2 separate regions of the Mus musculus genome follow, and region 1 is linked to region 2. The links are chromatin loops, found by intact Hi-C in ENCODE. Cell type or tissue: heart. All regions are shown on one strand. Each heading gives the region's core, and the rest is flanking DNA. Links, peaks and the distances in the headings are about the cores only. Region 1 holds the start of Zfp36 (zinc finger protein 36). Region 2 holds the start of Hnrnpl (heterogeneous nuclear ribonucleoprotein L).

What was found. A loop is a pair of places that touch in the nucleus more often than their neighbours do. Peaks named below come from ENCODE experiments on the same cell type or tissue, not always from the same donor. Only the 100,000 strongest peaks of a DNase experiment are listed, where the experiment ranks them.
Region 1: a loop joins it to region 2, with 6 times the contacts of the local background. A loop is called at or near these places in 3 of 42 quality-filtered maps.

What each region holds. Positions count from the first base shown.
Region 1 is chr7:28,373,166-28,384,369 of GRCm38, reverse strand. Zfp36 (zinc finger protein 36) reads left to right here and starts at 5,142. Exons shown (of 2, transcript NM_011756.4): 1 at 5,142-5,196; 2 at 5,877-7,586. The coding sequence starts at 5,173. The coding sequence ends at 6,812. In heart, for the core only: no CTCF peak of the experiment used is centred there; DNase peaks (open chromatin) are centred at 2,269, 5,069, 7,799, 8,659 and 5 weaker places; H3K4me3 peaks cover 7,344 bases; H3K27ac peaks cover 7,898 bases.
Region 2 is chr7:28,803,225-28,814,369 of GRCm38, reverse strand. It overlaps Hnrnpl (heterogeneous nuclear ribonucleoprotein L), which reads right to left and starts at 3,480. Exons shown (of 13, transcript NM_177301.5): 1 at 3,202-3,480; 2 at 973-1,091; 3 at 279-516; 4 at 83-168. The coding sequence starts at 3,459. In heart, for the core only: CTCF peaks have their summits at 1,183 (motif pointing left), 3,535 and 7,363; DNase peaks (open chromatin) are centred at 2,999, 3,769, 4,649, 5,209 and 4 weaker places; H3K4me3 peaks cover 6,207 bases; H3K27ac peaks cover 5,561 bases.

The DNA of each region.
Region 1 (11,204 bases), core at 1,610-9,609, 430 kb after region 2:
CACACCACATGCAGGTAGGCGTGGCACCCAGGATACAAAGCCTTACTGCTTAAAACCACACTCTGGGTGACAACAGACCATGGGGTGACAGGTGTGTTTTTCACAAGCCCACACCATAGAAGATAAGCACCAATTTATATTCATTCAAAAAACATGGCAGTTTTTGAGCTGAAGATTCCAGAGATGAACAAGATACAACATGGTACCTAATCCTGTAATCCCAACATGCTGGAGGACCAATACAAGTTCCCAAGTCAGGCAGGGCTACATAGTGAGATCCTGTCTCGTAAGAGGAAAAAGGAGATAGGTGTCTGGGCTGTTGAGGTAGCTCAGTGGGTAACCACACTTGCTACCAAGCCAAGTGACCTTAGTTCAGTCCCTCAGGCTTGCATGTTGGAAGGAGACAACTGACTCACACAAGTTGTCCTCTGACCTCTACACACATTTTTAAAAGGAGTTTGATGGCCTACATTCATAATACTAGCATTTGAGAGCCTGAGGCAAGAGGATGGTTTGAGACCAGGCTGAACAAAAATAAGCTGATGTGTCAAAGAAACCCTTGCCAAGCCAGTGACAGCAGACTTGAAGGAGAAGGAATTAGGTCTTCTGGACACACAGCAAAAGTGAAGGAACTGCAGAGCACGGGCCAGCCTCTGACAGGAAGAGTGAAGAGTCTTTAGCTAGATTCAGGGAGCGCACGGGAGAAAGCCCGAATGGATCATGAAGGTCCTTGCTAAGACTAGCCTTCTCCCTGCCTTACAGGCACAGAGGAAGGCTGAGTAGGCATGTACGATAACCCCACACTAGGGACCCCACACTAGGGACGATGTGTGTGAGATGAAAAACCACAGCCAGCCAAAGTGGCTTATGCCTGTAATCTCAGCATTTGAGAGGCAGAAGCAGGGAGGCTTGCGGCAAGTTCGAGGCCAACTTGCTTCACATTCTACAGGCTGCTTCCCCCAAAGACAAAGACTGACTGTGGGCACATGCCCCACCCCCCAGCAGAGATTAGCACATTGGCCATCCTCCCACACACATGGACCCTGCTCGATGACCAAGTGCCACAAACACTAAAGCAACTATCTAACCACGTGACTACCCAACCCTGTAACCACCATTTAACCCACTATCTCTCACCCCATCAAGACTTTGCCCATCACAGGCTGACTCAGCTCTGCGGCAGAGCCGCCTCATTCGCTGGGGACAGATAAGATTGGCTCAGGCACTCAGCATCCAGATGCCAGTGTGTGCAAGTCTGTTCTGCCCACAGAAGCAGACACAGAAGCGCCGCACAGCAGCCCTCCCCATCACGCGCCTGCAGCTACGTCAAGCACCAAAGTTCACTGGTTTCACTGCCTTATGACGGGTCCATAGAGGAACTATGTCCAGACTCAATTCTACCACACTGTCAGGAACAGGCAACCTTTAAGATAGCCACATAAAGGGCACAGACCCACAAATAATATTTGTACACAGAGTCTAACAGTGCTGAGTGAGCCACAGAAAGCTATGTGTACAATCCTGCCACCCAGGCACCTGCTAGGAATGACACACTTAGCACAGATCCCACGGTGGCTCAGTTACACACAGACGGGTGGGGGTGGGGTGGAAGTGACAGTTCTCATGAAGTCCCTTCAAAGACAGCTGCAGTAGTTACAGTTGACAATTCTCCAGAGGCCACTTGCAGCACATGAGGAGTAGTCAGTGACACACATAGAGGTGGCTTCAAATTTATTTACCCTGTTTGTTCTATGGGGACCTTAAGCACTGGTTCACAGGCGCGTCCCCGCACCCGCGCCCACAAATACATAACTAGGAACTTCCCGTAACACATGCCGAGTGAGCACAGCTCCCCATACAGTGGGCACAGTACAGGTGGCATACTGGTTGTCCTCCCATGCAACAACCTCCCTGCCTGGACCACACTCACAGGCAATCACGACTGGCACACACACACACACACACACACACACACACACACACACACACACGTGCTGCGTGTGGCACACACACACACACACACACACACACACACACACACACACACACACACACACACACACACACACGTGCTGCGAGTACACGGCCCCTGCCCGCCCACTGGCTCTCACACCCCCGCGTTTCCCGTCCCTGCTTGTTTTTCTGGAAACTCAGCTCAGAGTTCACCTCCCCCTAGGCCGGAAGTGCTTGCTATATTTTTAGCCTCTCTGGTTTCCGCCCCTTTCTCTACCCCAGCCCCCAACCCCAGCGCGCACAGGACGTGGCCGCCTGCCCTGAGGGACCTTGGCCATCCCCTTCCCCACCGTCATTCCAGAGGGGATTCCCGGCCACTGTCTGGGCCGCGGATTTTCCCCGCTGGCTACGTGGGGAGCAGGGAGGAGTCAGGCTATGAACTTCCTCCTGGGATTGGGGCACACAAGCGGGGGCTGGACAGAACCCCGGACTCCTAGATCCAGAGAAAAGGGGCTTGGGGCCTAGATCTTTAAGTCTTAGACCTCTAGGTCGGAGGGAAGAGGGCCGCGAGTCTAAGGGAGCATAAGTGGGGCCTGGATTCCTGGTGCTGAAGGAGGTGATCTGTGTGTCTGGACCACTGGACAAGGAAAGGAACGGGTTGAGAGCCAAGGCACAAGGTGTGGGGCAGAAAAGAGCTAGCACCTGGCCCCGTATTTTAGATGACGACACACTTTGTGAGTCCTACGGCTTAAAGTCTTCATTTTCAGAGGGGTTGTCCTGCTTAAACCGTCTTCTATCCCCAACGCCCGCATCCTTTAGAGAGTAGCCCAATACCAGGCATCCAAGCTTTAATCCCAGTGACTCAGCAGATAGAGGAGGGGGCCAGGCTGAGTCAGGAATGGCAAAAGGTTCCCAGTCTCCAGGGAATCGAAACTGGAATTACTCCTCCATGATCCAGTCCCTGCTGGCCTCCAAAAAACCCCGACATGCCCCACCCCAACCCTCGCTTTTTGCGTTTGGTCCTAAAATTGGCTGGCTCAGGGATTTGTAAACTGGGCGGGAGGCAAGTTTTTGTGCCCCTCCTTCCCTTCTTTTCCCGTTGTCCTCGAGACTGTTTACAACAGACTGGAACCCTGGTTACAAGAGAAGGAACCCAAGCGTCCGGGCTGAGCGTCCTCGTCACGGCTTCCAGGAAGCCCCCCCTCCCCCGCCCTAAGCGAGTGAGTCACGGGCGAGCGGGAGGCCGCAACCGTGCCACAGCAGCCTATGGCCCGCCCTGCTCACGGGACCAGCCCAGGAAGGCCCCTTGGCCCCAGAAAGCGCTGCACCAGGGATTCCCCCCAACCCCCTCTCCTATGAGGCAAGCCAGTAAGTAGCCTGGCAGAATCTCCCTACCTCGATACGCAACGCACCGTGTGAGAACTTCCCAGCATGGTAATTACACTCCTGGCAATGATAACCCCCATACACAAGAACTCTTTTTCACTGGAGATATCCTTGAAATAACACTTTTGACTTGGGTGTGGCGGCCATGCCTGTAATCCTAACACTACTTGGGTGGTGGAGACTGGAGGATCGCAAGTTCCAAGCCGGCTAAGGAGACCGACTGAAAAGCAAAAACCTTACAGATCTCCAGAGAGTTGAGTTAAGACTGCTTGCATTACTAGAAACCCATTCAACGTTGAAGGTGGCCCATTCTTTCAATAGAGCAGAGCTTCCTCCCTAATAAAAGACGTAAGCTGTTCCAACCTTGAGTTTTCGGAAGCAAAACCTCTTAATTTAAACTGCAGCTTGGGTAAATGTGCTATCCAGCCATGCTAGACTAGGGGGTTGGAAGGGCACTGCTGAGCTACAGCTCAGAGCGGTCCCTACCTGGACCAACTGTCTTACAGGTTCTGTGCCTTCAGGTTTAAGTTTTTATTTCGCCTTTCTATCTTTCTGTAACCCACTTCCTCGCCTAGATTTGTTTCCCAGTCCCCTCTCCCTGTCTTACTGTCTCCCCACTTTGTAAATGTCATCTTTTTTTCTTTCTATAATAGGGTTGGCTCTAAGGAGTACATACCAAGTCGCTGAGACTTCGTTTTACTTCCTCCTTACCTTCGTGGTTTCTCTTTTTTTTTTTTTTTTTTTTTAAAAGTAGGACCTGGAACTCAATCAATAGCTTAGTCTGACATTGAACGCCTGATCCCCCTTCCTCCACCTCCAAATGCCAAGATTACAACCATATGCCACTGTCTTGTCTTTTGTTTTGTTTTTCAAGACAGGGTTTCTCAGCCGAGCATGGTGACACACGCCTTTGATCCCAGCACTCCGGAGGCAGAGGCAGGCGGATTTCTGAGTTCAAGGCCAGCCTGGTCTACAAAGTGAGTTCCAGGACAGCCAGAGCTATACAGAGAAACCCTGTCTCGAAAAACAAAAACAACAAACAAACAAAAAAGACAGGGTTTCTGTGTGTAGTCCTGGCTGTTCTGGAACTCACTCTGTAGACCAGGCTAGCCTCGAACTCATAGAAATCCGTCTGCTTCTGCCTTCCAAGTGCTGAAATTAAAAGTTTGGGCCATCAGTGATCTGGCATCTTTTTACTTCCTAAGAAAAGGGTCTCACCAAGTTACTCAAGCTGCCCTAGAACCCACTGTATAGTGGAGCCAGGCCTTGAACTACCAGTCTCCTGCCTCAGCCTCCCTGAGGGGCCGGAATCACAGTCCTAAACCAGCAGATCCTACTTGTGAATGTCTCTCACTGTCTCTTTGTTTTTCTCTCGGCTTCTGGCCATCTCTGTCTCTTCCAACTTGTCTCTCCCCGCCCCCGTCTGTCTCACACGCACACGCCCTCAGTCTCTGCCCTTGTCAATTGTCCCTAGAGCCCTGCCCCCACTTCTGCCCCAGTTCTCTTCCCGACTGCCTTCCACCTCTGAAAAACACTAGGACGCCCCGCTACCATCACCTCCAGTTGGTCGTACACAACCCTCCCTACTACCCCCCGAGAGGGGCCGGAGCTGCGGGAGGGCCAAGTTCAGGCACATTTTGCATGCTAACCAGCAGATAGGCGGAAGGGGCCTAGTACCAGGCCGGCCGAGCTACGCCGCGGGGGCGCGTCCCGGAAGCTCTAGTGGCCACGCCCCCAGGCCGCCCCATAAAAGGAGAAAGCTCCTGCTGCGGGCCACAGCCTGACTTCTGCGAACCGACAGTCGGTCTCTTCACCAAGGCCATTCGCGCCACCATGGATCTCTCTGCCATCTACGAGGTGAGTACCTGTTAGACAGCATCCCGGGATCCCCGACGCACCAAACTTAGGCCCGGGACGCCTCCGTACCTTCTCAGACTAGCCCTGGCTGGCTGGAAATGAGAGAGGGAGCCAGCGAGCCTAGCGCCTCGGTCCAGATACCGGCGATCCCCTTGGGACGAAAAGCTGGCACACTGCTGTCACTCGCGTAGGGCGGAAGCGGCATCACACCTGTCTAGTGCCCTTCGCTGCCCATGGCGCGGTTTGGTGGCCAAGCAGGTGCTAAGGTTGAGGTAGGGGGGGAGTTGACAGGGTAAGAGTTCTAGAGAGATCTGGCCTCCTGGGTCAGCTTTGGCCGGCTCCTTCAAGTTGTGAAACGAGCGCCCGGTGGGCGGTCATATGGGGGGGGGGGGAGTCCTAGAGGCCCAAAGTTGGCGAGCAGCAGTGTGCTTTGATTTGGGGGGGAACCCTCTCTCGATCGGGGATACTGGGCTTCCTAGATCCTTCTGGATTACCTTCAGTCATGTGGAAACACTCAAATCTCTGTAGTCAGGTTCTCCCTGGAGTTTGTGTGAGCCGGGTGGGGCTCAGGCCGAGAACCCACAAACCGGACTGGCAAGCTCGTGAAGTGCTTTACAACAGGGGCGGGGCGACGTCACCTTACCTTTTCTGGTGGCCTAACCGAACCCTGTTCCTCTCAGAGCCTCCAGTCGATGAGCCATGACCTGTCATCCGACCACGGAGGAACCGAATCCCTCGGAGGACTTTGGAACATAAACTCGGACTCCATCCCGTCTGGGGTCACCTCTCGCCTGACTGGCCGCTCCACTAGCCTGGTGGAGGGCCGAAGCTGTGGCTGGGTACCCCCACCCCCTGGTTTTGCACCTTTGGCTCCCCGCCCAGGCCCTGAGCTGTCACCCTCACCTACTTCGCCTACTGCAACTCCCACCACCTCCTCTCGATACAAGACCGAGCTCTGTCGGACCTACTCAGAAAGCGGGCGTTGTCGCTACGGGGCCAAGTGCCAGTTTGCTCACGGCCTGGGTGAACTTCGCCAAGCCAATCGCCACCCCAAGTACAAAACGGAACTCTGCCACAAGTTCTACCTCCAGGGCCGCTGCCCCTATGGCTCTCGATGCCACTTCATCCACAACCCCACCGAGGACCTAGCTCTCCCTGGCCAGCCCCATGTGCTGCGACAAAGCATCAGCTTCTCCGGCTTGCCCTCAGGCCGCAGAAGCTCGCCGCCACCTCCAGGCTTTTCTGGCCCTTCCCTGTCCTCTTGTTCCTTTTCGCCTTCCAGCTCCCCACCGCCCCCTGGGGATCTTCCACTTTCCCCTTCTGCCTTCTCTGCTGCCCCTGGGACCCCTGTGACTCGAAGAGACCCTAACCAGGCCTGTTGCCCCTCCTGCCGAAGGTCTACTACCCCCAGCACCATCTGGGGGCCCTTGGGTGGCCTGGCTCGGAGCCCATCTGCCCACTCTCTGGGATCCGATCCTGATGACTACGCCAGCAGCGGCAGCAGCCTGGGGGGGTCAGACTCACCTGTCTTTGAGGCAGGGGTGTTTGGGCCTCCCCAGACCCCTGCACCCCCAAGGCGTCTCCCCATCTTCAATCGTATCTCTGTCTCTGAGTGACAAGTGCCTACCTACCCAGTATGGATCAGCTAGATCTCAAAGAGAGGGCAGGGACTGCTCATTGCTGTGGGGACCTGGGGCACTCCTCTAAGTTAATAAGTCCCATCTTCTGGACATTCCAAGATGCAATAACCCATTTCCCTGGTGCTGGGCTGGGGCAGGTCCCTAGTTTGCAAATTCAGTGTTTGGGTGGATCCGTTCCTAGGGTACCTAAGATGTTTGAGGGAGACAGTTGACAGTTGGTCTTCCAGGCCCCAAGTCTTCTGTTGTTTTTGAGATAGGAGCTTATTATGGTACCCCAGGCTGGCTTTGAACTCAATATAATCCTGCCTTAGCCTTTTCCAAGTTCTGGGGTTACAGGTATGCACCAGCCCCTCTGCAACTCTGGTCTCCTGGAATCTTAAGTGCTGTGAAGAGCCGGCTCCCACAATACTATCCTAATTTTTACTAGACCCTGAAGTTCAGTGTCCGGTGGTCGAAGCCTCTCCTGAGAATCCTGGTGCTCAAATTTCCCTCCTAAAGCAAATAGCCAAAGCCATTGCCAAATCCCTTCTCCCCCAACCAGTGGGCCCTTTATTTATGACGACTTTATTTATTGTATTAAGATTTTATAGTATTTATATATATTGGGTCGTCTACTCCGTTTTTCTTTTTGTAATGTTAAAACTGATACTGTATTAAGTATATGCTATAATATATTAATATATTGCTACCGTACAAGTCTATTTTTTGGGGGGGGTTGGAATTTTTAAATAAAATCTTGAGTGTGAACTGAGATGAAATTTGTCTTTTTCGCGGCTCACAGCCTTGTGATGGTGGGTAAACTGACCTCCAGACCTTTCCGTGAGCAGTGCTGCCTGGGGGCGCTTACCTGGCAGGAAGTGACGTTACCAGCCCGGGTGTTCACCTGAGGAGGCGTGGCGAGATGAGGTCACCCAGTAGGAACAAGGAGAGCTAGTTCTGGCGTAAGGGGTGCTCTGGTCCTGTCCCTCCGGCTCTTGACCCAGCTCGGGCAGGAACGGGATGTTTCCGTCCCCACAGGGCCAAGGAAGGAGGGCGGGGTGGGGCGGGGCGGCGAGGACGGAATGTGCGGGAAGGCGAGCCCAGGCGGCCAGGGTCAGGGGTCACCCAAAGCCGGGGGCCCTAGGGGACTCTGAACCCTGCGCAGACAGCTTGGGCGGACTTGATAGAGGACTTTTTTTAGTTTAACTTTTTTTTTAAATAAAGTCGACCCTAGCTCAAACTTATCTGAACTCTCAGCAACCTCCTGCTGGGATAACAAGCTCAGATCACCATGCCTGACTTGTAAATGTGTAGTGTTAGTCAAGAATCGGGTCTCTTCCACAAAGTGGGTCCCGGGATCTAACTAGGTCTTATGCCTTCGTGGCAAGCGCATTTACTTGCTGAGCCCTCTCACCCTTTATGGACTTTTTGTTTGTTTGTAGGGGAGGGCAGGGAAAAAGGGAAGACTGGGTATCCTTATGAACCCCGAGCAACTCCTGGCAATCCTCCAGCCTCAACCCTATGAATGTTTAGGATTATAGATATGAACCCTCCCGGTTTGGGACAGAGGCTTTAAAGACGTGTGAGAATTCTAGGCTCCATTTGGAATCTCCGGCCCCCCGCACCAGGCAACTTGGGAGTCTCCAGACACTTTAAGAGTCTTGGCCAGAATTCGAGCATCTGCAGACCCCGATCGGGCATTTCCGGAACTTCGTCTGGTTCGGCTCGCGGGGCGCAGGAGTAGGGCAGCCTCGTCGTCCGACCATACAAGGAAAAAGGACGCGACGGCAGCCAGCCTAGGCTGGGCGGGCCGCGCCCGGAAGCTGCCCGCGTCAGGGCCCGCGCCCCGCCCCTCTTCGTTTTCCTCCGCTTCTTCCCCTCCTCGCAGCCTCCTCCCTCTCCGCCCTCCTCTTTTCTTTCTTCTTCTCCCCATCTCCTCCCACCCACTGCTGTAGCTCCTCCCCGTTTCCCCTCTGTCTCTTAGCCCCTGAGACTTTTGTTCCGCTTGTTTTTGAAATGAGCTCCCACTGTAGCCCTCCCTGCTAGACCCTTTGCTTCCCTCCTAACTGTATACTCTTAACCTCACTCTTCCTCTCACCCTGCCTCTCTTTCACTCCATTCTGCTGACCTTTGATCTCCTCTCCCAGGAAACTGCCTCCCTTGTGAGACCGAGCTCGGGCCCTGGTATGTAGAACAGGGGTGGGTGAGGGAAACAAACTCAAAATTCCCCGAGGCACCCGGAAGGTAGAGGTAAGAAGCAAGCACTGGACATTGAGAGGAAGAAACGGAGGGACACTAGAAAACAGAAGCACACAGCTACTACCCTGGCACTGGTGCCTTTTAAAAAGTCTCTCGGGGGCTGGAGAGATGGCTCAGTGGTTAAGAGCACTGACTGCTCTTCCAGAGGTCCCGAGTTCAATTCCCAGTAACCACATGGTGGCTCACAACCACAGCAATGGGAATCTGATGTGTCTGAGGACAGTGACAGTATACTCATAAACAAAATAAAGAAAAAAAAGAATAATTAAAAAAAAAGTCTCTCGTTAGCCGGTCGTGGTGGCGCGCTTGGGAGGCAGAGGCAAGCAAATTTCTGAGTTCCAGGCCAGACTGAGTTCCAGGACTGCCAAGGCTACACAGAGAAACCCTGTCTCGAAAACTTAAAAAAAAAAAAAAAAGTCTCATGTTCCACGTGCACACACACACACACACACACACACACCACACACACACACACACTCACTCACTCACTCACTCACCATGGGCTGGGGGTGTAGCTAAGTACAGAGTGCCTGCTCAGCGTCTGCAAAACCCTGGTCTAGCCCGGCAGTAGTGACCTTTAATCCCAGCACTTGGGAGGCAGAGGCAGGCAGATTTCTGAGTTCGAGGCCAGCCTGGTCTATAGAGTGAGTTCCAGGACAGCCAGGGCTCAGGGCTATACAGAGAAACCCTGTCTCAAAAAACCAAGAACAAACAAACAAACAAAAAACCCACCACCAACAACAAAAAAATCCTGGTCTAAGTATATAACCTCTCCAGGTCCTGGACAGATGGCTGAGAGATTAAGAGAATGGGCTTGCTTCTCTTGCAAAGAACCCACATGACAGGTGACAACTCCAATTTCACAGGATCCAGAGTCCTCTCCTGGCCTCCTTGGACACTAGGAATGCTGTGACACCAGCCCCTTAGACCTGCTCCGGAGACACAGCCAAGACTACAGCTCACTCCAGCCTCCAGGGCCCTCTCATCGAAAGCCCACCTTACTAGTATCCAGTTCTAAAAGGACCTGTGTAGTAAGTTGCTCCCGGAAGCTTGTTAGAACACCAGAGGCAAATCACAAAGGTCAAAATCCTCACCACAGCCAACAGCCTGCATCTCCACACCCCCACCTCTTCTCACCTGCTCCACGAACACACCCATCTTCAGCCTTAGAGTGTTATCTGGAACATCTCTCTGGTGTTCCCATGGCTCCTTCCCCTCCTCCAGGTGTCTGTCTGTTCAAAGATCTCCCCTGGGGCCGGAGAGATGGATCAGCAGTTAAGAACACTGGCGGCTCTGACAGAGCACCTGGTTTGATTCCCTGCACCATAACCCTCTGAAACTGCAGTTCCAGGGGATCTGCCGCCCTCCTCCAGTCTCTTTGGACACCAAGCATGAACATGGTACACAGACACACTTGCAGGCCAAACACCCATACACATAAAATAAAAACAGTCCATCCATGACAGCTATGATAATCTGCATCCCACCCTACTTATCCATACTTATCAGTAGCTAATCTAACGATACAGTTACACTCCCAGATGGTGAGGGAGCCAGGAGTTTAGGCCAGTCTGGGTAACATAGGGAAAGTCAAATTTTAAAAAAAAGTACTTAATTCGTAGACTTTCAGTACTCAGTCTCCTTAGTAAAAAGTCAAGTCCTCAGAGACAGAGGATACAGTTCCTAGTGAGTGGTCAGTAAAAAAAAAAAAAAAAAAAAAAAAAATCTGTTCAGAAACCTGTAGAAGACAAATATCCATAAAGAGTGTGTTGTAAGCATCCATCCATCCCTGGGATCTGAGATTTGGATTTTATCTGACGCCCAGGCCATCTAATAAGAGACGTTATTGCCCTCTGGCGACCAGAATAGAAACTGCAACTTTGGGACTGTTCCACAGACCATTGCAAAAAATTCACAAAGAAATGTTCATTCTTCAAAAATTCTGTAGTTTCCGGGTACAGTGACGCACGTCTTTAATACCAGTACTAGGGAGGCAGAGGCAGAGGCAGAGGCAGTGGCAGGCGCTCTCTGTGAGTTCGAGGCCAGCCCGGTCTACATAATGACTTCCAGACCAGCCAGAGAGTTACATGGTGAGACCCTGTCTCAAACAAGCCAAAACATTTGATTGAA
Region 2 (11,145 bases), core at 1-8,000:
TCTATAAGCCTCATAGCCTGGTCTTTTACATTCTCTATGCTAAACTCTGAGAAACAAACACCAGTTTCCCAGAAAAGGATATTCCACCATAGCCTGAACTCCGTTCTTCCGGAAAATGACAATTCTCTGGACAGGGCCACAAGGGTTACAGATGGTGTAAAGAACATCCTAGAAGAGATAAAAACAGGCAAGATAAGGAAGGGGCCTGGCTGGCTGGGGATGATGGAGTCGGGCAAGAGGGGAAAGAAGAGGTGGGAGCGCCTTCCCTTCACACACACCGTGGTTATGGAGTAGATGGGGTTTAGGATGGTAAACAGAAGCACGCTGTTTACGCTCCGGGAGTCATCAGAGTCGCCCGGGCGAGAGATCTTCTGGCTGGTAGAATAATTGACAAATGCAGGGTGACCGGCAATGTAGATCTGGTTGTCTGCAGCGTAGTTTACGGCATTACAAGCCCCCAGCACGTCTTCAAACTCTACCAGTGCCTGCCTCTTCTTTGGCATCACCACCACATAGCTGCAGAGAGAAGGCAGGCTTCAGTGCTCTTGGGAGGGGAACCAGACAACTTTGTGAAATGATTCTTGCTCTTCTCAACCCTGACCCCCAACACTCTAAGCCAGTTACCCTCCTGGCCCCTCTCCTAAATCAGAACAGACTGCCAGGCTGAGCAGATCACAGTGCTAATCAATCATTGCCTGGGCAACTTTGTGGAAGAAGGAATCTAGACCAGCAAGCAACTGGTCTGGTCAAACAGTAAGAAGTCACTAGGAGAATAAAGAGGTCTGACTAGATCCCCAGGGGTGGGGAAGAGATGGGGGAAGAAGGAACTAAAACTTGAAACACGGCAAGAGTGAACTCTCTGAGGACAAGTCACAGGATACAGCCACAGACCCTGGGACCAGCACTGCTCAGAACCAGACAGCAGTGACACTCAGGGATGCTAAGGAGCTCTAACCCAGCATCAAGAAGTACCTGATGGGTCCAAATTCTTGCAGGGCTTCCACAAGGTCAGCTTCCACTACTCCGTCAATCAGGCCCCTGATGTGAACAACTGGGGAGGCAGGGGTTTTGTGGGGGTCATCGTAGTTCTCCTGAAAAAGTAAGGTCACACAGTGAAAAGAGGGACCCCAATGTACTGCCACGCGATCACCAAAAGCCTTGAGTGGGTGGCCATCTGCCCCCTAGAGGCTTAGTGATAAGCCTAGCTTCTAAGGAAGGCTAAATGTAGAAAGATCCGGTCTCATATCTGATACTCTTTCTGGAATTCATCTCTGAATCAAAGTACAACAGGAAGAGTGACTTAGAAAGGGACCACACCCACAAGAAGAGCTCCAACAGCTGCCTGCTAGTCTTAACACACTCTACAATGGGTAGTGTGGCACACTCCTTTAATCCCAGAGCACTTGGGAGGCAGAAGCAGACAGATTTCTTAGTTCAAAGCCAGCCTGGTCTACAGAGTTCCAGGACAGCCAGGGCTACACAGAGAAACCCTGTCTTGAAAAACAACAACAAAAACCACACTCTGCATGTGTTCTAGCTTCTTTGTGTTTTCTCTGGCTGGGCAAGCTTTGGTCACTTGATTAAGAAGACTGTGACCACAAGTCACCTTCAGGTCTGGTCTGGGCAAAAGACCAAGTGCTTAGGGACACAAGGCTTCCAGGACAATACGCCCTGCCTGTCTTATACTGTCTAGGCCAAGGTCTTCCACCCCGAACTGCTATCCCAACCTGTAACATTTTCCACAGCTCCTCCACTCACACAATCACACACAGGCAGTTTCTAGAGCTCTGGAGAGAACGTCCTCCTCCATCTCTCTAGACTGTGGCCCATGCCCCGAACACTACTGGGCAGAAACCTATGCATATTAGTGGGTTCTTAGTGAACCACACAAGGCACACCCTTCCCAGCCATTTCCAGTTGAGGTTTGCCTTCCACAACCTTGAGTTCTAATCTTACTTCTGTTTGTCACTGGTGAGACTCAACCTAATTTACCCAGTGTCTTTCCTGCTTTGTAAAGGGAGTCCATAAAAGTCCCCATCTCAGAGGACCAACACCGAATGTGAGGTACCTCTCACCTTAAATGATTAGGGTGGGGGTAAGGCTCACCACACAGCCCATGAGATGTTCGGAGAACAACCTTTTGGAGTCTGTTCTCTCCTTCCACCTCATGGGCTCCCGTTGTCTAGCTTGGCAGTTAACTTACCAGACTCAACTAAAATGTCTTCCAAATCCTTGAGAAACCTAACACTGTAACAACAGGGAGAAGCTGATAAATGCATGAGCAGCAGCCTCATCAAGAGGGCACTGTTTGTTTGGCTTTTTGATAAGTCTCACAGCCTTGTCTGTCCTGGAATTAACTATGCATAAGAGGCTGGCCTCAAACCAAAGAGATTAAAGGCCTGTGACTCCGTGCCCACCGGAAGGACTTTAATAATAAACTTTTAAAAGGAATGCAAACTGCATCCTAACCCAGACACCATAATTGTGACCTTCAGAAGACTAAATAGGCTGAAAGACTCTATGCATAGCCACAGGACCATAATACAGTTTAGTTTATAAATGCCCCAATCCTGGAGCCCTAAGCAAATCGAGTGATAATTTCTAAGCTTGGCTCAATTCCCAAAGTTAAATCTGCCTTTCACAAATCGTCTTCCGTTTTTCAATGCACACAGTAAAAGAAGTTAAACAGTTTAATCTGGGCATTATAATTTTATAATTTCATCAAGTGAACTTCTATATGGAAACGACCATGATTAAAACTGCGACGGGGCGACTCGGTCAGGCCACCGCCCACCCGCTTCCCGCTCGCTGGCTGTGGTTGTAGAAACGCGCTTGCGCATAGGGACACGGAAAGAAGAGGAAAAAAAAAAAGATAAAGAAGTGAGGAGAAAAAAAAAAAACGGCCCGACCGCGTGCCTAGGCCCCCCACATGCCGGCCCGCGGCGCCTGCGCAGTGCGGTGCCTGCAGAGCCAGCCGCTTCCTCCGCCCCCTCAAGCCCCGCTTCGGATTGTGCGCACGCGCAAGCGCCTGTCCTCGCGCAAACCCCGCCGTTTGCCCAACGCCTGCCCCTCCCCCACCCACCAAAAAAGCGCGAGGGCTGCAGCGCCTGCGCAGAGATTTTTCCCCCCTGTGAAAAATAAATAGCTTTTTAAAGTACGAAATTTCCCCTTCCTTCCGGGAGTCTAAAGCCCCAGCCTCACCCCGCCGCCGCCGCCCGCCGCCCCGGAGCCTCCGCCGCCGCCGCCTCCGTGCTGGTCGCCGGCGTTTTCAGTCTTCAGCCGTTTAGGGGCTCGGCCTCCCTCGTTGCCGCCGCCGTAATAGCGACCACCGCCACCTCCGCCGCCCGCAGCCGCCATCTTCACCATCGCTCCCGCCCGCCTCAGCTGCTCGTCCGGCTGCTGCCTCTGCTCGAGCCGCCGACGCCGCTTCTCCGCCCGGGGCAGCAGCCTCCGCGACATGGCGGCGCAGAACCCGCCTCCCCCCGCCTCTCATTGGGGGAGGGACACGCCCGTCACTCGCCGCCCCCACCCGATAGGGGGAGCCACTGGCCCTATCTTGGGGGGAGGGGAAGTTTCCTCACGGTTCATTTCTATTGGATAGGACGCATGCCGTTCTATTGGAAAGACCGCCTCTGTTCGCCAATCGCACTCCTTATAGGTGAACGCTTCTTGCCAGTCATTCCGCCAGGCCCCACCTCCTTAAAATAAACTCTGATTTAATAGGCCAGATTTTTGGGATCGCTCCGCCTTCCCACAAACAGTAAATGGAAGTGGGCCTCCGAAGCTCCGCCTCCTTCCCGCTCTCATTGGTTTCCTAGCTAATCGGTCACTCTGAAATCCTTGCGTTTCCCAGTCACAACGACCATCTTCCCGCGCCACTCCGCTGGGATACAAGAAAGGCCTTCCCTTCTGTGTTCCTACAATTGTTCCCCCAGGTGCCCGTCTCGTACGTCAACACTCGATTGGTCAATGAAGAGTGGAAAGAATGCCCTATTGCCAGATGGTATAGGACGACTGATAGCTTCTGATTGGTGAAAAAGGAGAGCCCGTAGGCTCTCTGTGGCGCAATCTAGGAACCGGTCCCGAGAGAGCGCATGCGCTCCTGTACTTTTGGGGGGGGGGGGGGGCTTCAATAGAAGAGGTGACTTTAAGGGATACAACTACTCGAGTACCCGAACGGTCTTTCGCGCGTCTGTTGTTTGCAAGCTCCGGAAGTCTAGAGCAAGACAACAATTTGCAGCAGCTATAACCCATTAGAACGTTTACTTCACCTCTACCCTATCCTAAGCTGGAGGTTATTATTTTTAAAAGAACCTTCAAATCTGAGCACTTCTCACTAATAAAACACTCATTGATTGCCATGTGACTTTGGACCCTGGCAGGCACCGTCATTTCACTCTAAATTCAGTCATGGTGGTAGATCTTTATAGTTCAACTCGGTTCGCACTTGGCAACTGAGCACCCTGCGTCCTCCAGAGTGCTCTGTGGCTTAGACTCGCTACTTGGAGACTGCTCTGAAGCGATTGTCTCCTCCCAGGGTCCTGCGAAGCCCGAGAGCTGCAACGCCGACAAGTGCCCGCCGGGGAGCAAGCAGACAGGGAACGTACTGACGGAGGATCCGGATCCCGACCACAGACCCGTCCAGAGGCTTTATGGGGAAACTAGGGAGTCAAGAAGACTCTGGGATGTAGCTCAGCAATGGAACGCTTGCCTAGCACAGACAAGGCGCGTATCTACCCCCACCCCCACCACACGCACGCGCGCGCGCGCACACACACACACACACACACACACACGTCTTGAGACGGTGTAAGACTCACAGGCCGCTTCAAAACGTGCTGTGACACCTTTCCACCAGGTCATTCCCAAAGCGGATATCCGCTTGGTACTAAGTTTGAAATGTGAGTAAAGGCTCAGAGAACAGAACCCCGGGTGTTGGGATAAGTTTTAAGCATGGCGTAGTGGTTGCAAGCCTGTAATGCAGCGCTCTGGAGGCAGGATTGCCTTGAGTTCAGGGCTACCCTGGGATACAAAGGGATTCTCCTAATTAAAAAAGTTTGGAAGCGGTGGAGGCTGGTGAGGATATAAATGGATCTCCAGCCATTTCACTGGACACAGACACTCCAAAGAAGGCCCTCCCAACATGGGGTACGCCGCCAAGGCGTAGCAGGTGACGCACGGGGGGCGGGGAGGCGGCGCTCCCGCAGAAGGGCGGGGTCCCGCGTCTACGTCAGAGACGGTAGTGGGGGAGGGGAACGGGAGGTCTCCTATCCTCCCCCGCGCGGGTCCCGTATGCCCCTCATTCGGGCGTGCTGTCCGCACTAGGCTAAACCCTGTACGGTGCAAGCGGCTCGTAGACTACTCACGCCTGGGGCAGCTACTGGTGCCCACGCCCGTGCCCGCTGCTCCCGCAGCCTGTCCCCCGCCCTCCCGCCGGCGCAGCGACGTGCGTCCCGCAGGTCCCCCCACGCCCCCACATCCCTCCCCGACCCCTTGGCCCTGTCCCCTACCAGCTCGGCGGCGAGCTTGGCCGGCCGTCCGGGATCGAAAAGAGCAGACACTGGGAAGTTTTGGGGGAGGGAGGGGCGGACCTTAAAGGGACCACGACCTCTTTTCACTGGGGGAAAGGGGGCACTGAGGAAGATAACCGAGTCTGGAACGGAATGGGAAGAACGTTGAGCGGCTGTGTTGTTTGAGCTCCGCATTCTTGCTCACCCTCTGTCCCACTTTCCACCCTAGCCAGGAAAATAAGTCCTCCAGTCGCTTGCGGTTTACGTGGCAGTTTTCTCCATTTGCCGAGTGTTTGGAAGATAAATGTAGACATGTTTGTTGTACAGATGGGTAAGCAGGCTCGAGGACCTAAGATGCCACAGCTGCTAAGTGTCTGATGTCGAAACTGATACTGGGTGATGTCTGTGTGCCTATCAGAGAACGCTAGAGAACCGTGGTTAAGCACAGGGGTTATGCCCCACACCAGGCTCAGCTGTGCAGCTGAGGCAGGGAGTTTTGAGTGTAAGGACAGCTTGGGGCCACATATCTAGACCACACGCAGGTCATCTGACTCTCACAGCTCCTGTACACCCACACCAACCCAAAAATCTGCTGATTCTCTGCCTGCCGAGGTCAGAAGAAGGCCCGATCGCCAGGTACTGGAGTTCCCCACCGGTTGTGAGCTGACATGTGGGTGCCTGGAATTGAACCCCCCAGACCCTCTTTAGAAGCAACTAGTACTTTTGACGGCTGAGCCATCTGTCTTTGCTCCTTTTCATCCAACTGCCTTTGACTCCAGTGGCACATCTTAGTCATTTTAGTCCTATGCCTTCTCACAGTTATAATTATGTATACTCCCTGAGAGAAACCGGGTGTGGGCAACAACTGCCCTGTCACAGAAACTCCCTGTTTTTTGATTCCCAAGGTTATAGCCAAGGAAAGAAGTAATGAAAGCAGGCCAGGAGACTGGGACACTGCCGTAAGGGCTTCCTGGAGAGCCATGGGTTCCCCTGGAATGCTGGGGCTACACTGGGACAGAAAGGGTTATGAAGTGAGCCTCCTTCGGGTTGGCCTGCTAAATTGGCTAATCCTCCCTAGTGGTGCAAGGACAAAGCCAGCTCAGCTAATGAAGCCACTGCGCCTCACTTCTCAGTCCTTGGAGTAATCCCAGTTCTGAGAGAACTGAGTACAAGGTCATCCTCCACTCCTAAAGAGCTGAGAACCAGCCGGAGGTACGTGAAATCCTGTCTTCTGAGGAGGAGGGGGGGAGGAGGAGGAGGAGGAGGAGGAGGAGGAGGAGGAGGAGGAGGAGGAGGAGGAGGAGGAGAAGAAGAAGAAGAAGAAGAAGAAGAAGAAGAAGAAGAAGAAGAAGAAGAAGAAGAAGAAGAAGAAGAAGAAGAAGAAGAAGAAGAAGAAGAAGATGATCAGTGACTGCCGGGCGTGGTGGCACACACCTTTAATCCTAGCACTTGGGAGGCAGAGGCAGGCGGATTTCTGAGTTCGAGGCCAGCCTGGTCTACAGAGTAGGTTCCAGGACAGCCAGGGCTACACAGAGAAACCCTGTCTCAAAAAACTAAAGGAAAAAAAAAAAAAAGAAGAAGAAGAAGAGGAAGAAGAAGATTAAAGTAATCCAGCCAGAGAGACCGACAGAGACATGGATAGGTAAGGCTGTTGGGCCCACCAGCCTGGTGACTTGATACAATCCCCAGAACCCAGTAATCATGGAAGAAGAGAACTGACCCCACAAAGCTGTTCCCTGACTGCAACACATGTACCATGGCACCCAAACCCCACCCCCACACGTGCACACACAGTAAATGTAATAAATAACCCCCCCCCCAGTGGCAGAACTCACACATAGCATGTACAGGACACACGCAGCACTGCAGTCTGGAGAGAGATGGCTTAGCAGCTCAGATCGTCCACTGCTTTCCCAGGAGATTCAGGTTCAACTCCCAATACCTACATGGTGACTCCAATTCCAGGGGGTTCTATACACTCTTCTGGCCTCCTCGAGCACTGGGCATACATACCATGCACAGGCATTCAGGCAGGCCAAACACCCATTACATATAAAATAATAAAAATTTAAAATATATTTAAATATAATTTAAAAATATATTTAAAAAAACCTTCTCACAGTCATGGGGCACAACAGCCCCAAACAGATTTTACCTTGCTCTCAAGTTTGTTTTCCCTGTTGTTTTTTGTTTTGTTTATGGAAAACAAAGTCTCATTATAAAGCCCTAGCTGAGTCTGCACCACATGGGGGTAAAGGCCAAAGGAGGCTATTAGATAGACCCCCCCCCCCCCCGGGATGGAGTTACAAATGGTTGTGAGCTGTCATGGTGGGTGCTGGATATCAAACCTGTGTCCTCCGGGAGAGCAGCCAGTGATCTTTTTTGTTTGTTTTGTTTGAGACAGGGTCTCACTATGTAGACCAAGCTAGCTTGAAACTCACAAACATCTGCCTGCCTCTGTCTCCCGAGGGCTGGGATTAAAGGCATGAGTTACTATGCCCAGCTTGCAGCCAGTGCTTTTTTGTTTGTTTGTTTTTGATATTTTTTAAAATTTAATTTTATTTGTAATTCATTTTTCACACTCCATATTCCATTCCCCACCCCTCACCCCCATCCACGCTTCAACTGCTCCCCATAACACACCTCCTCCCCACCCCAACCCATCTCCATGTGGATGCCCCAAACCCCCACCCCACTTGACCTCTAAACTCCCTGGTGCCTCCAGCCTCTTGAGGGTTAGGTGCATCATCTCTGAATAGACACAGACCTGGCCATCCTCTACTGTATGTGTGTCGGGGGCCTCATGTCATCTGTGTATGCTGTCTGTTTGGTGGTCCACTGTTTGAGACATCTCAGGAATTCAGATTGAGACTGCTGGTCCTCCTACAGGATCGCCCTTCTTCTCAGCTTCTTTCAGCCTTCCCTAATTCAACAACAGGGGTCAGCTGCTTCTGTCCATTGTTTGGGTGCAAATATCTGCATCTGATTCTTTCAGCTGTTTGTTGGGTCTTTCGCAGGGCAGTCATGATTGATCCCTTTTTGTGAGTGCTCTATAGCCTCAGTAATAGTGTCAGGCCTTGGGGCCTCCCCTTGAGCTGGATCCCACTTTGGACCTGTCACTGGACCTTCTTTTCCTCAGGCTTCTCTCCATTTCCATCCCTGCTTCCTGCTTGGTGCTGTGATGGGACCTTACCTCTCAGCTCCTACTCCTACGGCCATGCTTTCCCCTCAAACTGGCAGCCAGAAGGAACTCTCCCTCCTTGCAGGTGTTTGGTCACAGCAATGAGAAAAGTAGCTACCACATCCGATATTTATTTCCTTCTGTGTGGAGCCATGCAGTTAATTTCTGACCCTTGTCTCAAACTTGGGCTCTTTAGGGTTTGTGCAAGCGTCGTCATGCACTGTGCTCTACAACGGATGGCACATAACCTCATGGCCCCCTAAGGTTGTAGTGCCCGAAATGTCTTGTTGAACCAGAAAAGAGAGATGTGTTTAGAAGACATTGTAGGACTGGAGAGTTGCCTCAGCGGTTGAGAGCACCGACTGCTCTTCCAGAGGTCCTGAGTTCAGTTCCCAGCAGCCACATGATGGCTCACAACCATCTGTAATGGGATCCAATGCCCTCTTCTGGTGCATGTCTGGGGACAGCTACAGTGTACTCATATATAATAAATAAATAAATAAATCTTAAAAAAAAAAGGAAAACATTGTAGAAGTTTGGTCATTCTCCTACTCCATGCTCCCAGAAATAAGACTCAAAATATATTTACAAATACCCTGGCTTATAGCTAGGCGCTTCTCTCACTAGATCATAATTTAATATAACCCATTCATTCTGATCTACATGCTGCCACGTGGAACCTCCCACCTGGCTCTATCCCAGAATCCTTTCTCCTCCCAGATGTCCCACCTCCAATTTCCTGCCTAAGCCATAGGCCATCAGATTTATTATTGACAGGTGCCACGCCCATACAGCCATAAGATATTCTCTCTACAACACATCTGACCAGCATAAGAACACACTGAAAGTCACTTCCATTGTCCAAATCTTGAGCAACCTGGGGAATCAAACTAAATCACGAGGAAGAGATGGGTGTGGTGGTGCACACCTGTAATTCCTGAACTGGCTCTGGTGAGGCTGAAGCAGGAGAATCATGAGTCCCAGGCCACCCTGGGCTACTTAGTGAGACCTGGTCTAAAAAAAAAAAAAAAAAAGCTGGGCTGTGGTAGCACACACCTTTAATCCCAGCACTTTGGAAGCAGAGGCAGGCGGATTTCTGAGTTTGAGGCCAGCCTGGTCTACAGAGTGAGTTCCAGGACAGCCAGGGCTACACAGAGAAACCCTGTCTCGAAAAAACAAAAAAAAAAAACAAACAAAAAAAAAAAAAGGAAAGATTGGCCGCTCTTGCAGAGAACCTGGGTTCAATTCCTAGGACCCACAGCCATATGTAACGCCAGTCTCAAGGGATCGAACACTCTCTTCTGGCCGCTCTGGGCAGCAAGCACACAAATAGTACCCTGACATACATGCAGGCAAAGCACCCATCCATTCATTAAATATGCATATGTGTACGTATAGGAGTATGTGTGTTGTGTGGGAGGCGTGGAGGTCTTTGTGCTCAAAGATAAACACCGGGTTAAACAGGAATGTTAAATACACATTATCTCTTCAAAGACAGAGTTGTATAACCTGTTCTCAGCCCAGAAAGCTGGGAATAGAGAATAGCCTGGTGACTTTTGTGTTCTCTGTGTGGCCGAGACCACACTAGATCCTCCCCAGACCCTTATCTTGAGCTTGTCAATCTGTAGAACCCATTTTTATAGAAGGTAGCACATGTAATCTATTTATAGACCACATTGCTATGTACTTTACAAAGAGTTTCCCAAAAGTCGCTTCTTAAACTTTACCGTGCACGTGGAACTGAGTTAATTATTACCAGGAAATGTCTTGTCAAGTGGTGCTGTGCTTAAATAGGCCTAAAATAAATTACTTGGGGTCAGACTCTCAAAGTTTGAACCAATACTGGCTACTTACTTAGTTGTGTTAAAATGAACTACCTTTTTGTTCCCCTTGCATTGTTCTGCTGGCCATCTGCAAGTGCACACACACACACACACACACACACACACCCATCTTCCACCACCAAGCAAGTAATTCTGTCTCAGACACCAGCCAGTGTTCTTCTAACTGGATTCAGTCACGACACCACTCTGATACTGTGACTTGGGTATAGCGTCAGGACACGTAGCTTAAGGGCTCAGTCCCCACTGCTCCCCCACGTCTGTGGCTGTCAGTGACAAGCCACACACATTCTTCTGTGTTTCTGGAGGACAGCCCGTGTGATTCTTTCAATCTGCAATGTCCCTTGTTGGTTCCTGCCATGGAGCCCTCGTTCCCTGCCTGGTGGATGTCACTTGGGGAAGCTTTGGAAGCTGAGGCCTACCGGAGGGAAGTGGGTCATTAGGTCACTGGGGGCAGGGCAGTTAGACTTTGTTGCTGATGCCTGCCTGTCTTGCTCACTGGTCCATGATTTGAACAGACTCTGCTATCCACTTTCACCTTCTCTCATCTAGCCATGAAGGGATGGACCACTCTGAAATGCTGAGCCCAAATTGGTCTTTCTTTCTTTAAACT